Regions from separate parts of the Homo sapiens genome. Here region 1 is linked to region 2. The links are chromatin loops, found by intact Hi-C in ENCODE. Cell type or tissue: endothelial cell of umbilical vein. All regions are shown on one strand. Links, peaks and the distances in the headings refer to the core of each region. The heading gives the core; the rest is flanking DNA.

Region 1 (8,543 bases), core at 1,098-6,097, 130 kb after region 2:
CTGACATAGCAAAAGAAACAAGACATAGTCTCATGGTGAAAACTCTGGATTTGGAGGTAAGTTCTACTGGCCCTGTTCTTTAATAAAAGTTTAGTTATACTTTAGACTCTAAAACAAGTGCCTTAAAATGTATTTCTTTCCCATGTCCTGACCTTATCTTCCTTTTTAATGTTAAGCTTTTTTTCTGTATTATAATCACCAAACCTCGGCCGAGTGTGGTGGCTCATGCCTGTAATCCCAGCACTTTGGGAGGCTGAGGCGGGCAGATCACAAGGTCAGGAGTTTGAGACTAGCCTGGCCAATATGGTGAAACCCCACCTCAACTAAAAATATAAAAAGTTAGCCAGGCGTGGTGGTGCAGGCCTGTAGTCCAAGCTACAAGGGAGGTTGAGGCAGGAGAATCGGTTGAACCCAGGAGGTAGAGGTTGCAGTGAGCTGAGATCGCGCCACTGCACTCCAGCCTGGGCAACAGAGTGAGACTCTGTCTCAAAAAAAAAAAAATCACCAAACCTTTTATTGACAGCAATCTGTTTATATCCTGAGCACATGTTGTGCTCTTAGCTCTGAGAAAAGTATTATAGAGACTCAAAGGAGAGAAAAATGTGTCCCTACTTAGCGCTATTTAGAGGAGAAAGAAGTAGGTGTGGGCTTAGACATCAGGGTACATGGAGGGAGGAGAGCATCTAAAGTCTGAGAAGATGGGTGAGGATGAGAAGAGGAGCTTTCGCCCAGTCTAAGCAGCTTCCCCAGTGTTGCCCAGACTACTCATCGTGGATGCTGTTCTACTTTATAATCAGGATACCCCAATCTTCCACTTTTCGAGAAAGCCCCTTGAGAGTAGGAACTGGGCCTCATTCACCATTACTCTTAGCTTTTAGCATAGCACCTGGCATACAGTAGGATTACAGGCTGAATGAACCTACGCATATGTGAATTAATGAACTGGCAGGGTGTGGGAAGGAATGGCCGTGTCCTAAGTTCCTAAATCCTCTCCAGACCTCTGAGCAGTCTCTTTGGGAGCCTTTAAGAAACAGTAAAAGAGGCTTTTCTTATTGGGTAAATAATGCCTTATATATGTAGACTGCCTTTTTTTTTTTTTTCCAAAGAGTTGTTCTTACACTTCTCACTTGATCTTCTTGGAAATCTGACTGGGATCTGTGTTGGGGGAGCCTATTGTATTGTATCACTATTTTATTGACAGGGAGGCTGAGGCTCAGAGGAATGACTACCCTCAATCCTTCTGTGTTACTCTGGAAACTCATTTAACAATAGTGTGATTTCATCTGACTAGGCACCTGTGGTTTCAGAAATACACAGGTTCTACCACTGATCTCTGATTAAAAGCCGGGGTCAGTATCCCAGTCTTCCATTTATCAGGTTATTTGTGATACCTTATTGTCTCTAGACCATAAAGAAGATGGAGAGGCACATGGTCAGGGGACAATTGTATAAGCATTTTGATTTGGAGAGGAAGAATGCCAAGCAGGCTGAAGCCAGACTGGACCAAAGACTGCAGAGACTAAAGGTTATTTGCCTCTACCATGTGAAATTGCTGACCTGGGAGCAGAGGCAGCTCCAAAAAGAACTGCAGAGGTTGCAGCAAGGTAAGACTTTCAGGACTGGTGAGGAGGATGCCCCAGAGGCACAGCAGGGCAGCAGGCCCATCACTCCGCTGAGGCCCTTTCAGAGCTCTGAGTGCCAAGACAGCAAGAGCTTTTGATCACAGCCAGGACTTTAGGCTGCCTAACCTTCCTTGTCCCTCCCCTGTCAATTACATAGCTCCCTGCAGCAGCCTACTCATAAGCCTTCTTGAGCTAACATTTCTCAGGCTTCCAGTCACTGCCATCTTTCAAGTTAGCTCTTTCTTGCTTAAATCCTTCGTTTTCTACTTTTAAATTTTATTTTTCATTTTGCTTTTCTTTCATTATCTGGGCTGATTTGGTTTCACCCCTTTTTAAATATCTGATCTTTCTCTTTTGGATCTAACAACAATTTATTGAGCAGTTACTCATGTGCAAGTCACTGTCCTAGCCCACTTTATGAAAGTTAAAAAAGAAAAAGAAAAGAAAGAAAAAATTTCTCTGGAATTAGTACCTCAGCTTCCTCCAATGTAAAATAAAAGTATTTCCTATGTTATGAAGTTATTTGAGGATTCAGTGAGCACTTGGAATAGTACCAAAACATAAAGTAAGTGCTATATAAGTGCCCACTCTTATCAATTAAAAATTGTTACACAATTGAAACCCTTCTACTGTCTTTGTTGAAAATAGTCACAGTTGTACAGTCTGTAGAAACTAGTTCTCCTTTGTTCATCATTAAAATAATTAGATTTTAATATTACTTAAAAATTCAGCACAGGAAAGAAATATCTCAGCTCTTGAAGACTACATCCTTTCTTACTGAAGGAGAGTGCCAGAACTCAGGAGTCTGAAATGGACAGAACATGTTCAAGAGGAAGGCCAGGTGCTGTAAACGAACATAAAATATTTCAGGTCAACACAGCTTATACATGACATAAAGGCCAAGAGTAACAGCCAAATGTCTAGGCTGGGAATTCTTTCTAACCTCCAGCTTTGGGTTTGAAAGATACTCTGAGTAACTAACTGAAGTCCTCTGCTTTCAATTTCCCTGTCTGCAATAAATGGTTAAACCAACCTAGAATGAGAGCTCACATACTGGAAAAGGGTCTTAGAAGCCATTTAGTTGATTCCCACTCTTATTCAAAAAGGACACTGAAGATCAGATGCCTACTTTTAGGAGGGTGTACAAAAGGCCAGGCCCTAGTAAGTGGCTTTCCTGGCTGAGTAAAGAGTTGGGTTGGAAAGAGTATGAATCAGGAGGCAGAAAACTTTGATTCAGGTGCTTCTGCCTCCATGTCCTTTGGGAAGTCATATTCTCTCTAAGCCTCAGACTTCTTGACAGTAAAATCAGGGATACAGGAAGGAAGCAATATGTATTAAGTCTCAATATTTCTTAGGCACTGTGCTAGGCAATAGTTTTCCATGATTCATTTAAATGGAATTGTTATTGAGATTCAATGATATGCCAGTGAGTGAATTATTTAAGATGCATGTTGCCAGTCCTTTGAGTCAGCAGGTTAGAAATTAGGCTTAAAAATCCACATTTTTAACTGAGATGATACTAAGGTAGATTATTCTGGGACAGCTGTATTTCAGACCAGACTTTGCAAAACAGCTACTCAGGTAGAGTCTGGAATGCAAATATGAAAAAGCATGGTCTCTGCCCTCAAGGTGCCCATATTTAAATTGGACAGTAGTTCCGCTTATAAAAAATGATGATCAAAACTGCTAATTGAGTTCTTCACAAAGTAGGGCAGGAACATAAAAAGGTTCCTGTGTCTATCAAAGGAATTTAGCTAAGATTTCCCAAAAGACACAGTATGTGAGCAGAATCTTAGAGGAGGAGGAAAATGGGGGAAAGGGCGGGAAGTTTGTCAGGAGGACGTATGGAATGGGGCCACTCCCAGCAGAAGGAATAGTATGTATAAAGGCGCATACATGATCACTGCTTGCCTCAAATAGCTCAGTACTGCAGGCATGTGACATGGAAGTGGGGAAGAGGAGGTGTAGGTGCAGTTTTCAGAGACAACACAAAATAGCCAATGTCTCCAATCCAATCCAATCATGAATGGCTTCACAGGTCTTGCAAAAGAGTTGAGAGTTCACCCTGTAGGGTTTGAGACTGGTGAAAATTACATGCTCAAATGTTAAAAAGATAATTCTGGATGCAAAGTTTAAGGTAAAATAGACCTCAGACTATAGTCAGAGTAGACCTGATAGAATTACAAAGTTCAGGCCATGGTTTCAAGGCCTAAACTAGGGCATTGGTCAGGTGAAGAAAATGAGAAGATGAGCATCTCAAGATATTTAGAAAGTAGAATTGTCGGAGCTTTAAGACTAAATATATATCCAAGGGTAAAGAAAACCAGAATCAAAAGTATATTACCTGGCACAAAGTAGGCGCTCAAACGAGCTTGTCAAATCTGGTAACTGGGTGGGCAGAAGTACCATACCTTCACAGAGAGAACATTGGAGAAACATCAAGTTTCAGAGAAAAGATATGTTCATTTTTGAACCTATTGGGCCCATAGGTCTAAATTTCAGAAAACAGATCTTGCTGGGAGAAGTAGCTCAAAATCCCTCAATTTATATGGAATAGGTGAAGTTCTTACATGGAAGAAACCCCCACAAAAGACCCCAAGGAGACAACAAAGGAAGAAAGGCTCACAAAGAACTCTTCCTTGCTCTGATCACTTCACAAAGAAGTGATCATATGAAAGAATATTGGGAGTCAATGTGAATTCTGGGTTCCCTATCTGGTCATATTCCCTCTGCTTAGTGCCTACTAACCGAACTGTAGATTTAAAGAGTTCTCTCCCATTAGAGCAAAACTAGTCCAAGACTTTCAACTCTAAATGACCAATTCATGAGATGTCTTAAAAACTGACTGAGTTCTCCATAGCAGCTATGACTGCAAGATGCTAAAACATCAACTCAACAAGTGAAAAGTCCACTTAGTCACGGCTGGCAGTTGCAAACTCACAGGTGGGTAGGAGGTCACATAATTGTGGTGAAGGAGACAATCCACTCACACCCAGTCATTTTGTTTTTGAAAACATTGTGCTTGCCAAGTAAAATGTTCAAAGGAAACCTCCAGGGGCTTAGCTGGTTTAAACCTCTGATCTTAGTGTTTCTAAATCCTCTTTAACATATACTACGCAAACACTGGAAAACTGCTTTAAATTTTCCATTTCCATCTATCACACCAGATCAACCTAATGTGTAATATACACCAAGGTTTATACACATTGGTTCTCTGAAAGCCCAGTTTGCAGAATTATTTTTCTTCTTCTTATATTAGTTTTCTAGGGCTGCCATAACAAAGAACTATAAACCGGGTGCCTTAAACAACAAAAATTTATTGCCTTACAATTCTAGAGTCTAGAAGTTCAAAATCAATATGTCAAACATGCTGGTTCCTTCTGAAAATTGTGAGGGCAGGCTCTGTTTCAGGCCTCTCTCCTTGGCTTACAGATGGCTGTCTTCTCCCTGTGTCTCTTAGTGCTCTCCCTGTGTGTGTCTGTGTGTTCTAAGTTCCTTTCCTTATAAGGACACCGGTAATATAGGATTAGTACCCACCCTAATGACCTCATTTTAATTTGATTTTCTCTGTAAAGACCTTATCTCCAAATAAGGTCCCACCCTAAGGTACTGGGGGTTAGGACTTGAGCATAAAAAATTTAAGGACACAATCCAACTCATAACACTTCTTAATTAACTCAAAGCAGAAACCATGAAGAAAAAGTTCTCCTCTTATTTGGGGAATGGATTTCAGAAGAGACCAGAAGATGTTCTCGTGTTCTCACCACAGGGAAGGCAGAAGCACAGAGCCCCACAGGCTAAGAAAATGAGGTAAGAAATGGATTACTAAACCCATGGGTATGACATTAAGTCTCTCTTCCCAAATGACCTCTTTAAACTGTTTTCCTGAAGAAATGCTCCGTTCCACTTCTTAAGTGAGACATTTTCCCTGCATTGTTACTACTCAGTTTCACCCTCCACCCCATTCCCACCTATATTACCTTGGCCGATACTGAAGGGGGCCACATCCTAATAAGTTGAAAGGTCTAAAGAAGAGCCTTTTTATTGGTTTTCAGAGATCTTTCTTTTATGTCCTTTCTCAGAGCATTGGCAACCCGTATGGCCCAAGACACATGCAAAAGCAAGTCCCAGGTGCCTCCTTCACATGATGCTGGCCTCAAAGACCCCATGAAGAGCAAAAAGCAGCCACTCTCTCAAAATAACAGAACTGCCTGCTTCATAAAAGAGCAACCACAAGCCCAAGAGAAAGATTCTGTGAATCCATCTAAGGACGTAGACCCCAGCAAGGGCATCTCTGTTCCATGCCAAAATCAAGAGGTTTCCACCAACACCATAGAACAAGGTCCTAGTTCCAGCCCAGCTAGTGATAGTGGAATGGCATGTGCTGATGAGACCAGATCAAAAGATGTTGCTCTAAAGCCAGATGGGAACACTGGAAAACAAATTCCCCCAAAACACATGGAATGTGCAGGAAGCTTCGAAGGCGAGTTCACAAAGCCAACCTTCTTAGAGTTGCTTTCAAAGGCCAGAAATGCCCATTATCTCCGGCACAGGGTCCCCCCTGAGTCTGAGAGGTTGCTTAGCATTGGAGAGATATTTGGGCATGGGGAATCCTCATCATCCAGGGCAGGAAAGGAGTGTGAAAACAGGGTGCCTTCTAAGTTTCTTCCTCTCTAACCGTTTAACATAGCCTGACAATAACATATGCCATTATTGCTAAGGAAATGTGTTCCTCAAATGACTATATTAAGCAATACAGAGAAAAACAAACAAACATAATTGAATTACAATTTTATTTTAAACTCCCTATTATTTTCCGGGAATATAATATTTCTTGAATGAACAATGCTAATATATGAAAAAGGAGAGGAAGAATGAATCTTCTGAAAATATTTTAAGTGATATGTTTATGATGTCATCAAAAATATGAATATATATTGATGACTGGACTTGGGAAAACAGTAACAGTCTTGCTTTCAGGGACTTCCTGTTTCCTCTAGGAGATTCTCATGGTGCCACCTGCTGGCAAAACGGCATAGCTATTCTCTCTGTTTTAGTTTGATATATAGTAGTGGTAGGAATAGGAATGTGATTGTAAATAGGTACTGTAACATGGTCTATAAAGAAAATCTGCTCTTTAACCACACCCACGTGCTCTCTTTGGAAGCCCTTTCCTTCCTTCCTTTATTTACAGATAGCTCCATTTTAGTTTTCACCCTCCCACTTTCAACCTGCTCATATCAAATTTTTTGAATCCTATTGAAAGAATAATGGACAATCTTTTCCCTCTCATATCTTCTAGAATCAAAGGATTTAAAAAACTTTTAATCATCTCCCAACATGCTGTCAAATGCATAGCAGACTCTATCAAAATGATTTCACTGTAAAATGAGAGGTACTAACATTGTTAACAAGCTATTGTTTCAAGTAGGCCTCTATGTCTTGGGCTACACTGTAAAAGAATCGATTAGATTTTGTTTCCCATCCAACAGACCCAAATATCACTCTAAAAATAAGTAGTATCATAAGTCATTAGAAAATAATAGCTTTTTGTTAATGCGTTTTAAACTTACTGTCTACCTAATGAAGTGTAGAATAAAATCATCACCACTTTTTATCTATACTGACTCTATCAGGAAAACCATCTTGCCCCGTGGGTCTCAAAGAAATCATGCCTCTGTGGTGGGTAAATTCAAATCTTCAGCCCAATAACAAACTTTAATTCCAGAAGAATAAACTTGAGGGCCTATTTCATCTCTGGCATCAATAGTTGATGTAACCCAGCCTGGGATATTTTGATGAAACAAGATTATTTAGCTCAGAAATGATAAAGGACCCCAACCTACTAATATTACAAAGGGCCTGAAATGAAGATTAATTCATATTTAATTTATAGTTCATTAAATATAAATTTGAAGTATATTTAATTTGAAAACATTTCATTTAATTCAGATTTAGAATTCCTTGTGTTTAAAAATAGTAATTCCTAATAGCTCCTATTTTTCAGTACCTCCCCCTATCCTGACACATTCCACACAGCATGCCAACTGATCCTCAAAACAATGCTGCAAAAGTTTTCTTTGCAAAATAGTTTTCTTTATCCCCATTTTACAGATAAGGAAATAGAGGGAAGAGTGGTGGTAACTTGCTAATAGATGGCAGACTAGCATTTGATCTCTCTTCTACTCAATTTCCTTGCTCATGCTCTTTCATTACACCACACTACCACCTATCTGAAGACAAAAACTTAGATCAAACATTTGAGAGTCAGTTTCATCAGCCCAGCCTCTGGCCTTCAATGGGGAGACAATACTTTATAGTGAAAGGAACACAAGAAATCTGCTTCCTCCAACACTTTCTTCCATGAAGCAAAGCAACAGAGGAAGGCAGGCCATAAGTGACAGAACTGATTGATTCACAAAAACTTAATTTATTTGCACCAGCCATGCCTGGGCCAACATGAATAGGCATACAACAATTAGAGAACCCCTTTGTAAACTGCGCAAGCTCTTTCCTAAAAGTTCTTTCTTCTTGTCTTCTACGCAAGCCTTGCCTATCGTCATCACAATTCTCCCTCAAGGCTGAGTCCTGAGTGAATGGTTTGTCACTGCTAAGTGGGTCTTTTCACTGTACTAGCTCTCACAGCGGGAAGGGGCCATCACAAGGCAGGAGGGAGCCAACTTCAGCCTAGTTCTCTGTTCCAGGTCCACCTCAATCCTGCCATCTACAGAAGTGAACATTCTGCATGTTCCTCCTTGCTATCTTGCTTGTGTCTTCATATACATCTGACAGACCCAGATCTGTCTGCACTTCTAAAATCAATATTTTAGTACATCCTGTTTTAAATAATATTCCATGCATCGCCAAAAAATTATACATTTAAAAATCTTCTAACCACCTAGATTTTATCTTCTTATCATT
Region 2 (8,543 bases), core at 1,538-6,537:
TCTAAACTACTTGGAAACCACATGATCCTTAAACAACCTTGACCCAATGCCCCGGGGATGGGAAAGGATACTGAGATCAATCGTTTTATCTCCTTTCATAGGACGCATGTGAGGGGCAGCAGTGTCCCTGATCTAAAATCCACCAGGTGCCTCAGAGGGTTCTGCAGGTCTTTTCCCAAGATAGAGCATCCCCTGGAGGTGGGAAACTTGTAATGACACCTTCCTTTACCTCACTCCCCATTAGTGTCACCTGGGGAATCCAGTCTAGGGGTGGAGGAACAGGGTCTGACAAAGGGATTTCAAAGTCTTGCTTTGAAAACAGCTTTAGAATGCTCTAAGCCAATTGCAATTAAAGTTCTAATGGAAATCTCATAGGGTAGTGAGTTCAGGAGGTTTTCTAACTAGAATAAACACAGCCACTAATTAGTGATCTTGGATAAGTGACATACACACACAGGTATAACTGGTGGCTATTTTGTCATGATGCACTTCTCTACCTGACTCTCCAAAGCCTACTGTCATAGCTGTGTGCTCTGCTGAGTCCACTACCCTGTGCTGCCTACTAGCAAACAGCAACCTGGCTTTTCAGATAGCATAGTTCAGAGTACCCACACATCTTGCCACCATGCATGGGTGCCCCACCTTGCTTGAACTTCTCCTAGGGTCCCTTTAAGGCATTCAGAAACAGGAACATAGTTGTCCAGAGCTAATCATGAAGATGGCTGTATGGCTGTAACTGAGAGCTGTGGCGGGGGACGATGAGTGGGCTCTGTGCTCAGAAGCCTCTGTAGCAGATCTGTTGTTCAAGGCCAGAAAGGGCCAGGGAGATAGGCCAGGCAGGTAAGACATTTTTGCCCTCCTTTTCCTTCTTCACCCTCATTAGTCAAAGAAGTTCTCCAAAATAGCAAACTTTTCTTAAACCAGGACTCCACATATGGGCCAGGGAACTGAGATATATCCAAAATATCAAGGGTTACCAGGTGCTTAATTTGCAATATGAGGAGGAGCTCCTTGGAATCTCATTTTCATGGGATGAGAATGGTGCTGGTATAGGTAAAAATTCATGAGAGGGAGAGGAGCTGGAGAAGCCCTTCTCACGGCAAAGCTACTGAAGAGATCTCTTTGCCTGAGACAAGGCCATAAGCACCTGGATCACTCCCAGGGCTGCAAGCTTATTCACCTCTGACTCACAGGATGACTGTGATTAAATTTCATTATCCATTCAGTCTCCAGGTCTAGAGGTTTTTGGTTTTAGGTAGACTATAAGCTTCAGCTCCTCTAAAGGGTTTTTGACTAATGTGCACTGTTATTGAATCACAGTAGATTTTCACACATTCATAATTATTCCTCTGAAGCAGCACATATTCACTGTTATCTCTGGATAAGAGGAGCAGAGAGAACAACAATGTCATTTCACTCCTTTCTTCTAAGAGATGGATGCAATTTGTGACCTAGTTTTTTGAGTACCCTGAATTCCCTTGGGGCTGAAGAAAAGAACACAGCTTTGAAAGGCTGAAGTGAGGATCAAATGAGAAAATAAAATATGTTGCCATAGACCCCCCAGGACTCCCTCACACTAATGAGGGGTGCTGCAGGGAAGTCGGGGGGTGGTTATTCACTGTGCTATGCCTAGTGATACACATAAAAACAGAAAAAAAATGTGCATATAGGAGATAATGATGAATCCTGTTATTATACTGCCTAAATTTGTAATGGAATAGATCATTTTGATTTTCAATCTGCCTGAATTCCTTATTAAGAGATGCCTAACTTATATGTCAGTTTTAAATTATGGATGCCAAGTACAGGGTAATAGTAAAATTGGGTTTCCAGAGGATGCACAAACCCATTTAAGATTTTGGGGAAAAAAAGGTTAAATAGCTACTCCTATGTTTAGGCTGAGCCAGGAATAAAACAGACAGGAAAACTGGTGTTCTATGAGTGATCAAAGAAGCCCACATGATGGGGTCTATACCCATACTCACACCATTCAACATCTCCAATCTACATTTGAGTAACTGATTTTCCAAACATCTAAATGCTACAGGGCAGTTCAGTATGGGGTCTATAGGCTTTCAGTAACCCCCTCTTCCCCATACATTCCCTCCCAAGCTAAGCTGCTTCTGTCAGTAGACATGGAAATTTTGCTGTGTAATTGGAAATGTAGAAGGAAATTCTTGTTAGAGAAAGAGGGGCGAGGTAAAGATGGAGAAAGACAGAGGAGATGGTACAGAATCTTTTTCTACATTTCTTCATCCATGAGAATGCATACCTTGACCTCACCATCCCAAATGCTAATATTTGCTGTTTTACAGTTAAGAGATATTACTAGCAGAAAGGAGATACTCTAGCAAGACCTATTCTTATGTTTCCATTTTGCAGGAGGCCGAGAAGAAGGAAGTGATTCCAGAAAGGTATCACCATTCCTCAGTTACGAAACCCAAGTGAGACCACAATATCCTGACTTCCAGTCTAGAGCTATCTGTAATGCAATAAATCTCTTCACAGGAGCATATACACTGGGAACGGGAACTCTCACAGGTAAGAAAATCCTTCAAGCTCCAAATAAATGAAATAGAAAATTTGCATGCTCAATAAGTGACAGGATAATGAAGAAACAGTTGTATTCTGTCTATACTAACACAACTTAGCAGCTTTCCAAAGTGATGGTGAAATGGCGGCAAGGTTCTGGAATAAAAAATGTATATTTTTATAAGACTAAAATATGTCTGGCCGGAACTAAAAAGCAGCATTGCAACTCCCATAAAGAGGGAATTTCATACAAGGTGAGTAGGGTGAAAGTGGGGGTGAAATGACAGATTGTGCGGCCAACTACTTATTTCTACTTGAGGATGGCCTTAACTACTCCCTCTCCAAAACTAAACCTGTTCAGTGTATCAGTAAAGCTAAATTGATCTGAGTTGCTATGGGAACACAGAAAGGAGTTCCTGGAAATGTAATAATAATTGCTGTCATCTAAAAGGGCAGTAGCTTTCTACTTCAATATCCTCCCATATGTCTGCATTAAGCTGACATTAGCAAATGGGTGTCAAAAGTCATTTGCATGCTAATTGCTAGGAGGATAACTTGCAGTGTTGGGTGCTGCTCTACTGAGCTGATTTGCTAAAGGAAAAGTTTTTCATTGTTTTTCCAGATTCAAATTCTTTTTGCATGGTATGGTTTGGCTGCCTGGGAAAGAATCCAAATGTTACCTCTCTCACAAGACACACATCTCAGGGCCCACGTAGGTCAGGGTAAGAGCTACACATTTGCATGTGGTCAGTGTATAGAGCTTGGTTTCTTAAGCTTGACAAACATCTGACAAACATTGGAAACTTCATAAGCATCTTTACTTGGTGAATTATTTGTGTTTTAGAGGAGGTAGTAGGGAAATGGAGTGTTCATGATTTCGAGAGTCAAAGAATGGAATCAGAATCACGAACCTGAAAGATGGCCTAAGGGAATCTGCTGGTTGGTCCCTTGCTACTCAAAGTATGATCCACTCATCAGCAGCACTGGCATAATCTAGAAGCTTGCCAGTGATGCAGAATTTCAGACCCTGCCCTAGACCTAATATATCAGAATCTACACTTTAACAAGATCCCTAGGTGATTTGTTTGCACATTGAAGTTTGAGAAGCATTAGTGTGGTCTAATGCTTTTACAAATAAGATGACTGAAGCCTGGAGAAGAGAAGTGACTTGCTAATGTCTTGTTGAAGATTAATAATAGCACCAGAACAAAACTCCAGTGTCTCTGAGAGTAAGACTTCTGCCATTACTCCACGTAGGCTCTCAGTAGCTGTGGTTGGGGCACGATGTTAGAAGTGGCATCCAAGACTTTCTGACTTTGTCCCTAGTTTTATGCCATCCCAAGCACTGTCCCTTTTCCAATTTCAAATTTGCACGTATTGCTGGCCCTGGTAATGTGCTCAGATTGGCCAATTTGAGTGCCAGTTTTGGGAGTGCTCCATTGTCCTGCAAAAGTAGCTGATGATAGTTGCATTCCAAATGAAAGAATAGATCTCTAGTCTTTACCTTTCCTGTATCCTCTTTCAAGGCCTCCAACAGGGGCAATCAATATGTCTTTGTGAATTACTCCAAAGAGGAATGTTTCTCCCATTTTCTAAAAGCTAGAAGCAAGGTCTTTTTCTGATAATTATAGGAATAAACAAGTGAGAACCAATAGGGAACCCAAAGAAGTATCAGATGCTTCCTTCCTCCCCAGTGCTCATAAAGCAAAGCTCTCCCTAGGCTAGAGCAAGCCTGGGTCCGTGTTCCATGTTTCACATATGAATCAGTGTAGACTGTGATTGTTTTTGCATCTCCCTTAATACCCTTTACTCCACCTCACCCAAAAGATAAGCCTATTAGAAAGTGACGTACATCCTGCTTCCAGATACAAGAGATGCCTGAGAACACAGTAATTTCCTGTAACTCTTAAAGCCTAGGATGAACTTGGCATGCCTCATTTCTACTATCCTACTTCTCACATAAATTTCTGTGTTGACTCTTCTAGGCCCATTAATCTTCACATTATTTTTGGAACATAATTCATTTAATTCCCAATTTCTTATTTTTGTTCTAGCCATTTGTTTCTGACATCTACTGCTGCATAACAAATCACACCCAAAACTTAGTGGCTTAACACAAGAATAGTTTTTATTATCTCTCATGATTTTATGAATTGACTGGGTGTCCAGCTGGACATTTCTTCTCCACATGGAGTCTGCCGGGGCTATAGTTATCTGGGGACGTCACTGGTGGGAACACTTAAGATGGCTCATTCACATGCCTTGGCAGGGCTGGGTTCATCTGGGTTGTTGGTAGGACTGAGTCTCTCTCTTTCTCTCTTAACTTGGCCTCTCTAGATGTTCTCTCTAGTAAGGTAGACTTCTTATATGGCAGCTTAGGGCTCCCAAAACCACAAAAGCACAGTTTCTGCACCTTATTATGGCTTCAGTCCTGAACAGGCACCATATTAACTCCACCATTATTGTTGGTTAAAGTGAGTCACAAGAGAAGCCCAGAGACTACCAACCACAGGATTCTCAAAGAGCTTGCAGGGAAAACCAAATTTCCTTCTTTTTGCTAATCATTGTCTCTTATCTGCTCCAAAACCAGGGGAGTTCTTAATCTAGAAGTCTGTAAGTACATTTCAAGAGAGTCTATCAATATCTAAAAATTGTATTTTTACACATATTTTGAGTCGTAATGCATAGGTGGTGCACTTTTCTAGGTAAAGGATCCCTAGAATTATTGTGCTAAACAATTCTAAAAATGAGATTCTCAAAGGGTGGGTCTATGACCCAAAGAAGGCTGCAACGTTGGAATGAATGAATCACACCTGATTCTACATGCCATCTGCCCAATAATTATGTGTTGTTGTAGGTCTTTTGAAGATACATGATATGTGCTTATAATGCCTCCCACCAACTAGTTTTGAAATTCTGCTAAGGCAAGAGTCATATCTCTTCTTTATCTCAAGACTCCCTAGTTTTTAGCACTGTCTTTTAAATAATATTAATATACGCTGCATAATACATGTAGACTGATTTCCTATGAAGGGTTTATCTGAGTCTTTGTGTAAGAAGAACATAGACACAATAACCATGACTAGCATCATTCTTACCATACATTTTCTCACCCCTTTCAGTTTAAAATGCTTTCATGTGTCTTATTTGATACTTATCTAATATGAGTCTATAAGGTCAGCAGAACAGATGTTATCATGATATTATTTTTTGTGCTAAGGAAACTGAAGTTTGCATAATCTCTCTCAAAGATTTAGAGCTAGTTAGAGAAGGAACTAGGGCTGAAGTCCAATACTTCTGATTTCCACTGACCCTGGCTGTGTAGCATGAGCCACTGCGATGAGAAGGAGTGAGCACAGCGAGATAGATGTGAAAAACCAGAAGAGCAAAAAGAATAAGAATTCAAGCTTTAGCATGCATCAGGATTACTTGGAGGGCCTGTTAAGCTACAGATTGTTGGCCCCACCAACAGAGTTTCTGACTCACTAGGTGGGGACAGAGAGTTTACATTTTTAATAAGTTCCTAGGTAATGCTGATGCTGCTGGTCTGGTCTGGGGACCACATTTTGAGAGCCACTGGTCTAATCTGTAGTCACATATGATAAGAGAAACTTCCCTGAGCCTAGTGCTTCCATTAATATGAATTCATTGATGGTCCGAATATGGTTGTCACTCATTTCTGGTCTGTATTTTTTACACTCAAAAGTGAGTAATTAGAAACTCTCCCTCATCCAAAATGAACACATACCAGCACCCTTACATACCACCCTCTGCTCTGAAATGAAGGAGATCACCCTGGTAGTCAGATGCCACAAAAGTCCTTCACTTTTCATTGCCCTGAGTCAAGAGGAAAGGTCCATAAAGGAAAAGTTAATAACATGAACCTTTTAGAATGGGGAAATGAGTGTATGCATCATCCACTTACCGCTGACAGGGAATAGTTAACTGCATCAGAATTTGAGAATTATGTTCATCAGGTTATTTGGATCTTAATAATAACATAACAGAATATATCAAGGGCTAATTTTTTAAAAATACATATTTACATGAAATTATTTTATTACCAGTTTTGTAGAAGAAATGTATCCTCTTTATTTCTTAATAAGCATATTTAGGTGCTCTCTTACAATCCCTCCAGAAGCAGGTCTTGCACAATCCCCATCTTTGAATTCAAAAAAAATTCCTGAAAGACTTATTGAGGCTGGTGAACTGATAAACTCTTCATTAATGAAAAGGAGAAATGAAATTGGCCCAGTGACATGGCATTATGGAAACCTTCCTTTTTAGCCTTAAGGTCATCTTGCAGAGCACAGAGCATACTTTGAGGGGCAATGACTGTCCCTTGCCCCTTTAAGGGCTCAGGCTGTCACAAGATTGTGGAAAGCATTTATCATTTGCATTGGGAAAGGTTAATGTATTCTTCCCAAATATAAGCTCCTGTTTATGCAAAACCATGTCTCTCCTATTTGCCCTGCCAGAGCTCTGATCCAAGCTCGTATTTGAAAATTGATGGTCTCAGGTAGATATTAAAGGATTTCTAGGGCAGAACACGCTGTTGTTAATGCAATAGGGAGGAGTCTTATGTAGTCAAAATCATCTGGAATTGAATTGGTCTTTATCAAATAGAACACTTAGATTCCTATTAAATGTTCCTGTGTGGTTAGGGAAATGGCAGTTCTTCCAGAACTGCAGGCAAGAACTCTTTACTCTTTTACGTAGAGCACCTAGGAGTGGCGAGGACTGCCAGACCTGTATGATTGCTTGTTAACAGAACTGTCAGCCAAGTCAGGATGACTTATGGGCCTTCCCCTACACAGGTCCACCACTAAGAGTCCAGGGATAGAAAGAAGGAATTTTTAAAAAGACATACTTTCCAGATGAGAAAACTGAGGCATGTTAAAAAGAGATGGTTTCAAATTGTCACAGTTACAATTTAAGATAGAGCCAGACACCCTCCATTTCCATTAGTTGCTTCTGACAACAAACATTTGAGAATGTGATCATTTTAGAGCATGTAGTCAAATATACTCACTTAACAAAGTAGAAAATTAAGGTTTCACAGCACCTAAGACACACGGCTAGTTAGAAGCAGAGTCTGGAAAAGACGTAGGTGTCTTGACTCTGAGTTCATTGCTTAATCCATGCCTCTCTTTCTCTGGGCTTAAAATATTAGTTATGAGAAAGGTGATTTTGTAATCAAACAGACAATTTCATGGTGTGACTTAAAGAAGTGCTGGGTAAATCCTTTGTTCCAAAAATCTATCCTAATGCTTATTAGTTCATTATTGGAGTTTTACTCTTTGGGTCTCAAAGCCTTTTGTTCTCAGTTTTTCTATGCCAAACCTCTGGGAGACCTAAGTCTTACCAACTTTCACCTTATATCATTGCTAATCATCAGCAAAGAGCAAGACCCAAAAGGAACCAAAATGGTACCTCTTAAGGGGCCCAACAACAGCCAAAATGAAAAAGAAAACAAATAGGTAGGGCCAAAACAGATCTCTCACGTTCTGTAGTTTTCTTCTCTTTACGTTCTGCTTGGTGCTAAAACCTAAGCCTCTGAAAAGCCTAGACTCCCTCAACAAATAATCTTGACTTCCATTGGCTTCATCTGCTTATTGTTCTGAGCTGCTTGACCACAGAGCAGGGTTTCTGTGGAGGCTGAATTATGAGTCTCTCTGGTTCAGGCCCAGGAACTTTATATAATGTGAGAGTCCCTGAACAGGGCATACTGTAGCTGTCTCTCTGCTCCCACATATTTACATTTTATCCAAACAAGTAAACTGCTTTCAATTATCAGGGAATCAAAAAGAAAACACTTATCACTAAAGGGTAATATGAGGGGTGGGTATGGAAGAAGGGAATCCCTTTGCTAAGGGAGTTGGAGAAGGTGTTTATAGACTGACAGCATATTTCTATTCTGTTCTATTTTACTACAGATTAACTAAATCATCTTTTCCACAGCTGTATGCCCCTCAGACTCTAGTTAACCTACGGCAAAAGAATCCCACTAA

The links. A loop is a pair of places that touch in the nucleus more often than their neighbours do. Peaks named below come from ENCODE experiments on the same cell type or tissue, not always from the same donor. Only the 100,000 strongest peaks of a DNase experiment are listed, where the experiment ranks them.
Region 1: it touches region 2 in a loop (9-fold over the local background); 2 of 110 quality-filtered maps call a loop at or near these places.

What each region holds. Positions count from the first base shown.
Region 1 is chr1:162,852,521-162,861,063 of GRCh38, reverse strand. It overlaps CCDC190 (coiled-coil domain containing 190), which reads left to right. Exons shown (of 4, transcript NM_001394065.1): 1 at 1-56; 2 at 1,406-1,604; 3 at 5,309-5,432; 4 at 5,705-8,543. The coding sequence starts at 1,418. The coding sequence ends at 6,299. Among named protein-coding and RNA genes, the nearest start is that of CCDC190, 4.4 kb to the left of the region's middle. RefSeq lists an enhancer at 6,491-6,785. In endothelial cell of umbilical vein, for the core only: no CTCF peak of the experiment used is centred there; DNase peaks (open chromatin) are centred at 2,983, 4,583 and 5,203; H3K27ac peaks cover 4,246 bases.
Region 2 is chr1:162,980,704-162,989,246 of GRCh38, reverse strand. No RefSeq gene overlaps it. Among named protein-coding and RNA genes, the nearest start is that of RGS4, 84 kb to the left of the region's middle. In endothelial cell of umbilical vein, for the core only: no CTCF peak of the experiment used is centred there; a DNase peak (open chromatin) is centred at 4,346; H3K27ac peaks cover 1,995 bases.